Regions from separate parts of the Homo sapiens genome. Here region 2 is linked to region 1. Evidence: read pairs that join two places in POLR2A ChIA-PET (ENCODE). Cell type or tissue: PC-9. All regions are shown on one strand. Each heading gives the region's core, and the rest is flanking DNA. Links, peaks and the distances in the headings are about the cores only.

Evidence for each region. ChIA-PET counts read pairs that join two places held together with the same protein. Peaks named below come from ENCODE experiments on the same cell type or tissue, not always from the same donor. Only the 100,000 strongest peaks of a DNase experiment are listed, where the experiment ranks them.
Region 2: POLR2A ChIA-PET joins it to region 1 with 7 read pairs; 1 of 35 experiments calls an interaction of 5 or more read pairs at or near these places.

The regions. Positions count from the first base shown.
Region 1 is chr1:93,797,030-93,799,958 of GRCh38, forward strand. It overlaps a transcript of BCAR3 not described here. Among named protein-coding and RNA genes, the nearest start is that of MIR760, 48 kb to the right of the region's middle. In PC-9, for the core only: no CTCF peak of the experiment used is centred there; a DNase peak (open chromatin) is centred at 1,502; H3K27ac peaks cover 1,234 bases.
Region 2 is chr1:94,423,600-94,426,528 of GRCh38, forward strand. The region is part of intron 1 of ABCD3 (ATP binding cassette subfamily D member 3); the gene reads left to right. Among named protein-coding and RNA genes, the nearest start is that of ABCD3, 6.7 kb to the left of the region's middle. In PC-9, for the core only: no CTCF peak of the experiment used is centred there; no DNase peak of the experiment used is centred there; H3K4me3 peaks cover 543 bases; H3K27ac peaks cover 480 bases.

The sequences.
Region 1 (2,929 bases), core at 230-2,729:
AGGAAGAAGAGGGCCCATATGTTTTCCATAAATGTATACCTTGTGCTTCTGCATCCAAAACGACTGGCCACGTTTTAGAGGCCACTTCTGCTTCCATTTGGATTAGCATGGTCAATAACCTTGTTGAATTTGAACCCATGCTTTTTCTGATTGTTGGGCTTTGGCATAGTCCCTCGTTAGCCAGGCAGTTTGATTCACCCATTTAGCAATAGCATCATTATCTTTCCATGCAGCTTCTCAACCCTCACTTTCCTTCTGAAAGAGTATGCTTTTTATTCTACTTAGGTTGGTAAGTATCAACTTTTCTTGTAAATGTCTTTCTTCATTAAATACATTCTCAACTTGTCTTAATGTCCCAAGTCCTGCCTCTATTGCATTTAAGGCTCTTTTTACAATTTAGTTTGTTTGGAAAAGAAGTTTAGTTAAGCTTTGTTAATAATGGAGTATATCTCCTTTCAGTAAAGTTGGTTCATATAAACTGCCATTTACTTTCATAGGTCAACCTGTAATTATCTCATGGGATAATTGACATATTATTCCAGAAGGAGCTGCTCTTAGGTTAAGCAAAACCAGTGGAAGAGCCTGGGGCCAAGTAATAGGAAAAGCTTTCGATAATTTTCTAGCTGGGTTTTATTTTTGATATATTCATTCTACCAATCAGAAGACTGGGCATGGTATGTACAATAAAAATATTGGAAAATAGGCCAGATTATACAAATTAAGTGAATTATCTGTTCAGTGAAATGAGTTCCCTATTTCTATGTAATTTGGAAAGAATTCCTCAAAAGGAAATTATCCATTCCAACAAACATTTTCCTACTGTCTCAAGGAAATTCTTCAACCCAATGAGAGAACATATAAATCATAACCAATACATATTTATAACCCTGAGCTGGAGGTAAGTGGATAAAATCCATTTGTCAAATATTGAAAGGGCCGGTGGGCAAAGGTAAATGCCCTTGAGATCTAGAAGAGGCTTTCCTGGATTATATATAGGACAAATTGGACATTTAGCACAAACCTTATGAACTACTGTGGGTGAGGGTTTCCAGTAATAGTGTTTTCCCCAGGCAAATATTTTCTCAAGTCCCCAGTGAATGAGTTCATGGACATGCTGTAATATAGGAAATTGATATCCCAAAGGCAAAATAGGGATGTGCTTTCCTGTCACTGGGTCTATATTATATTTTGCAAGTTGGGGGAAAAGCATTCTCCCTTAGTCATATTTGCTTTTTCCGCTTTGGAGCCTTTTCTTGAGCCCCTTCACTTTAAACATGGCCATCTCTACAGTTTCATTTGATATTAGCATTAAGCTAATTTTTATTTTTATTTTTTTTGCTCAGCATCAGCAAAATTATCTCCTTCACTCCAGGGAGTCATGTTTGGAATGTCCAAGACTCTTAACAATAGCCAATTTTTTTTGGTAACTGGATGGCTTCCAGAAGATCAGAAACTTGAGAGCCATGTTTAATAGGATGTCCAGAGGAGGTTAAATAACCTCGCTGTTTCCATAACATTCCAAAGACATGAGCTGCACCAAAAGTGTAATGGCTGTCAGTATAAATATTAGTTATTTGATTTTTGGCCAGTTAGACAACCTCTGGTGAGTACTATTAATCCAGCCAACTGTGCTGACTTTACTTTAGGCAAGAAATTGCTCTCTATGATGTCTACATGAGACACAACGACATAGCTTGTTTGGTATTTTTCAAACTTATCCTTTAGATATGATCCATCTGTGAACCAGGTAACATCAGCATTTTGTAGTGGTATCTCCTGCAAATTCTGACTGGGCATCAAAAGCTGTTCTATTAGTAATAGAACTATACAGCATACAGACTGTATGCTGTTCCATACAGTCATGAGGTAATCTCCTCAGTTGCTTCAAGAAGTAACTTGTGAGATTAAGAGTATTACAGCAAGAGAGGGTAATGTGTGGAGCAGAGAGTAAAAGTACATTGTAATAAAGCCAATCAGTTGACAGAAAAATATTGTGTATGATGTGAATTCAAAAAAGCTTCTGCAGAATGAAGTACATATATAGTCAAGGGAGCCTCCATTAGTTTCCTGAGTAGCCTTGAGAAATATGATAATGCCTGAAATGGCCCTCCAACAAGGGGGCAGCCCGTGAGCTATAGAGTCTATTGCTGACTATCAGAGCCAACAGGTCTATATTTTCCCCCGTGTTTTGGGGCTGGAACACCCAGGATGATGCCATGGCTTCCATAAACAAAGAACAAAAATGGTAGCTGATAATTTGGATGGCTCAAAGCAGGCGCCCTTGTAAGATTTTCCTTTATTTACTGAATAGTTATTTGTTCTTAGGATATCCAATGTATGGGGTCAGGTTGATCTTTCAACAATGCATGTAAAGACTGTTCCATGAAAGAAAAATTGGGTAACTAACTGTGTCAGTAGCCAGCTAAGCCTAAAACACTCCTAAGCTGTCTTTCAGTCTTTGGAGTTGGGTATGCAAAAATTCCAGTTACTTTATCTGAATTTATATGTATTTCCTCCTTAGAAATTAAATTTCCCAAATGTTTTATTTCTGTTAAGCAATATTGGAATTTTTCTTTAGATAACTTATGTCTTGTTTCAGCTAATTGTTCCAGCAATTACAGGGTGTGTTTTTTACAATCATGAAGAATGGAAAAGCATAACAAGAGATCATCCACATACTGAACTAGAGTGGAATTTCCTCAAAATTTAGCTCAGCCATCTCAGCCCTTAATATTTTGAAAAATAGTTGGGCTTCCAGTATAACCTTGAGGCATAACAGTCCAGGTATATTGACAGCTGTTCCAGGTAAAGGCAAACAAATATTGACTGTCAGGACCTACTGGTATGCTAATAAACAAAAAGCACTGCATAAATCAGTTAGTGAAATTCACTGCCTACTGGTATGTTAAATAAAGGAGTGTGTAGGGAT
Region 2 (2,929 bases), core at 168-2,667, 630 kb after region 1:
GTAGGGCTTTATTGAAAATTTGGGAGGAGTGGTAGGGATTATATCCCAGCATAGTGAACAGCTTAAAATGCTTTTATTTAGAAGTTTTTTGGACATTCCCACTGCTGGAAATTTCTTGACTTTTTTTTTTGTCCTGAGTCTCAGCCCTGTTGCCTGCTGCTGGGCCTTTCTTTACCCATTGGGTGTCCTTATATCTCCAGCTTCTTACTCCCTGCACTACGTTACTGCTAACCCCTCTACAACTTTCCTGCAAACTTCAAAATTCAGCTTTCCTTCCTTAAATCTGCCCCATTCAAATCAAGCTCTAGAAGGGGCTGGCTTCACTTTTCTCAGTTTCACAGGCGCACTGGGTGTTTTGCAAAGTGCAAGCATGAATCATGTGAGGGGCTAGAGCGGCTTGAGACCCTTACAGTTACCCATGAGTAGATGTTATATGGCCCCGTTTGGATCCTCAAAATAAAAAAGAGATGCTTAAGCAACCTTGGATGGAAAAAAAAGCATTGAAGAATTTGCCAGCCAAAGTAGCTGTGTACTGAACCCAACTGAGGCAGATCAGGCCCAGAGCAGTGTTCTGAGAACTGTGTAGCTGTCTGTGGTCTGCTAGGGGGAACTGAGTACAGGTTGTTTAATTAATTATATGTCCCAGTTACTGGCACATTCACATCCTTGGGTAGGCATTCTATTTCAAGGCTTTTGCTCTTGCTGTTTCCCCTGCCTGAAGTGCTCTTTCCTCAGATACTCACATTGCTTACTCTCCCCACTCTTTCAGTCTTTTTTCAGACATCCTTTTAGTGAGACCTTCTATTGCCATTCGATTTATTTTTATTTATTTATTTATTTTGAGACGGGGTCTCACTCTCTCACCCATGCTGGAGTGTAATGGCACCATCTTGGATCATTGCAACCTTTGCCACCCAGGCTCAAACAGTCCTCCTACCTCAGCCTCCCAAGTAGCTAGGACTACAGCCACACGTCACCACACCTGGCTAATATTTTTTGTAGAGACAAGGTCACGTTATGTTGCCCAGGCTGGTCTCGAACTCCTAGGCTCAAGCGATTCTCCCACCTCAGACTCCCAAAGTGCTGGGATTACAGGCAAGAGCCACTGTGCCTGGCCCCTGCCACTCAAAATAGCATCCTGTCTACCTTCCAGACTTTACTTTTCTCCTTAGCACTTATCACTATAAAATATGCTATATATTTTACATATTTATCTTGTCTGTTGTATATGTTTGCAGTATATACATACTGCTAGCATTTAAGTTCCACAAAGGCAAGAATTTTTGTCTATTTTATTCACAGTTATAGCCCCAGTGGCTAGAACTGTGGCTGGAATATATAGTAGACACTCATATTTGTTTGACTCTACAACAACAAATGAGATTCTCATTTTTTGGGGGCTGTGGTTACTATTGTTTTAAATAACACATTCTTTTTGCTACAAATGTAAATGTTGTCTTTAGTATATTTATGAGCTCTTTAGGAGCTGGACCACTTATACCCCCTATATGTACAGGTAAAGCAAGTCTCAGAAACTTAAAAAAATGCTATCATCACCTGCTTTTGACAGTTTAATAGAGTGTAAACATTAAAGACAATTTAAGAAAATTAAAAATCATCCATAATGTTATAACCATAATACAAATATTGTTTTATTTTTGTTTCCTTTTATTCTGTATTTATGTGCATTTTTACAGTTATAACGTACATGTTTTGTTATTTTCATTTAAAGCATACCTCTTTCCTATATTTCCCTGTACATGACCTTCATAACTATACTTTTAAAGAAATACGTAAATATTCCTCTGTGTGACAATATCTTAGTTTATTTTCCTGTTAGCTATTGAGGATCTAGACTGTCTCTGGAATTTTTATGGATTATACTGGTGTATTTTTGCAAGTGAACATTTTCATCTCTGCTGAATAACTTCCTTGGAATAAATTGCCAGAAGTAGGATTAATGAATGGAGGCTTATGAATTTCCTTAGTGTTTGTGGAAACTGTGGGCATTCTTAAACTACACAGGTTGATGTATTACTTTTCATGAGTTGTGCCAATTTGCAGTACTATGAATGAATGCTGACTTAATTACCTACTCATCATTAGGGGATATTTAAATTTTTTTCTACTTTACGGATGCAAAATAGTCTTGAAAGATTATTTTAATTTGCACGTATTTTATAATTTGCAAAAATGAACATTTTTTTGTGCAGCTACTTGATCTTTATTATGGAGGTAGTTTGGCATAGTGTTAAAGAATAGTCTTTAGAGTCAGATGTAGGTTCAATTTTTCCTTTGGCCGTTTGTCAGATCTGTGACCTTGGTCAATTTACTTAACCTCTTTGAACCTCAGTAGAACAGGGATAGTAGTATTTACTCACTCACTCAGCAGTTAAGTGAGGATTAATGGAGAAAACGTTTTAACCCAGTGCTCAGTAAATAAAAGGTAGCTCTCATTTCTATGCTTGCTAAAAGAAAACTAAAAGGACAACAAAACATACCTTTGTTAGCTTCTTAAAAACTCCCGAGCCTTCCTAATTTCCTCAGATACACCCATGAAAATCTCCCAAAGGAAGCCTTTTTCAATTGATAGAATCATTTACTTTCAGAGTTGGAAAGTATCTTAAGTTAGTTTTATGTGACATGGTTTTAGGTTTCTGTATTTTTTCAGTTGCTGCTTCCTGAATATGACAGTCTTTATTTCTCCACCTTTTAAAGAGGCATTGCTAAATGGAATTCGGCATTCAAAGTGTCTTCTCACTGGCACACTAGCAGAGAACTGTGACCTACCTTGTCCTAAGCTTTCATTAAAGATCCTAAGATGTTAAGCTTTCATTAAAATAGCATGAAGTTACATTCATTTTTATGACTCTCAAATATTTTTCACTTGTATTTAGCTTTCACAATGGTTTTCCCTTCTTTCCCCCTC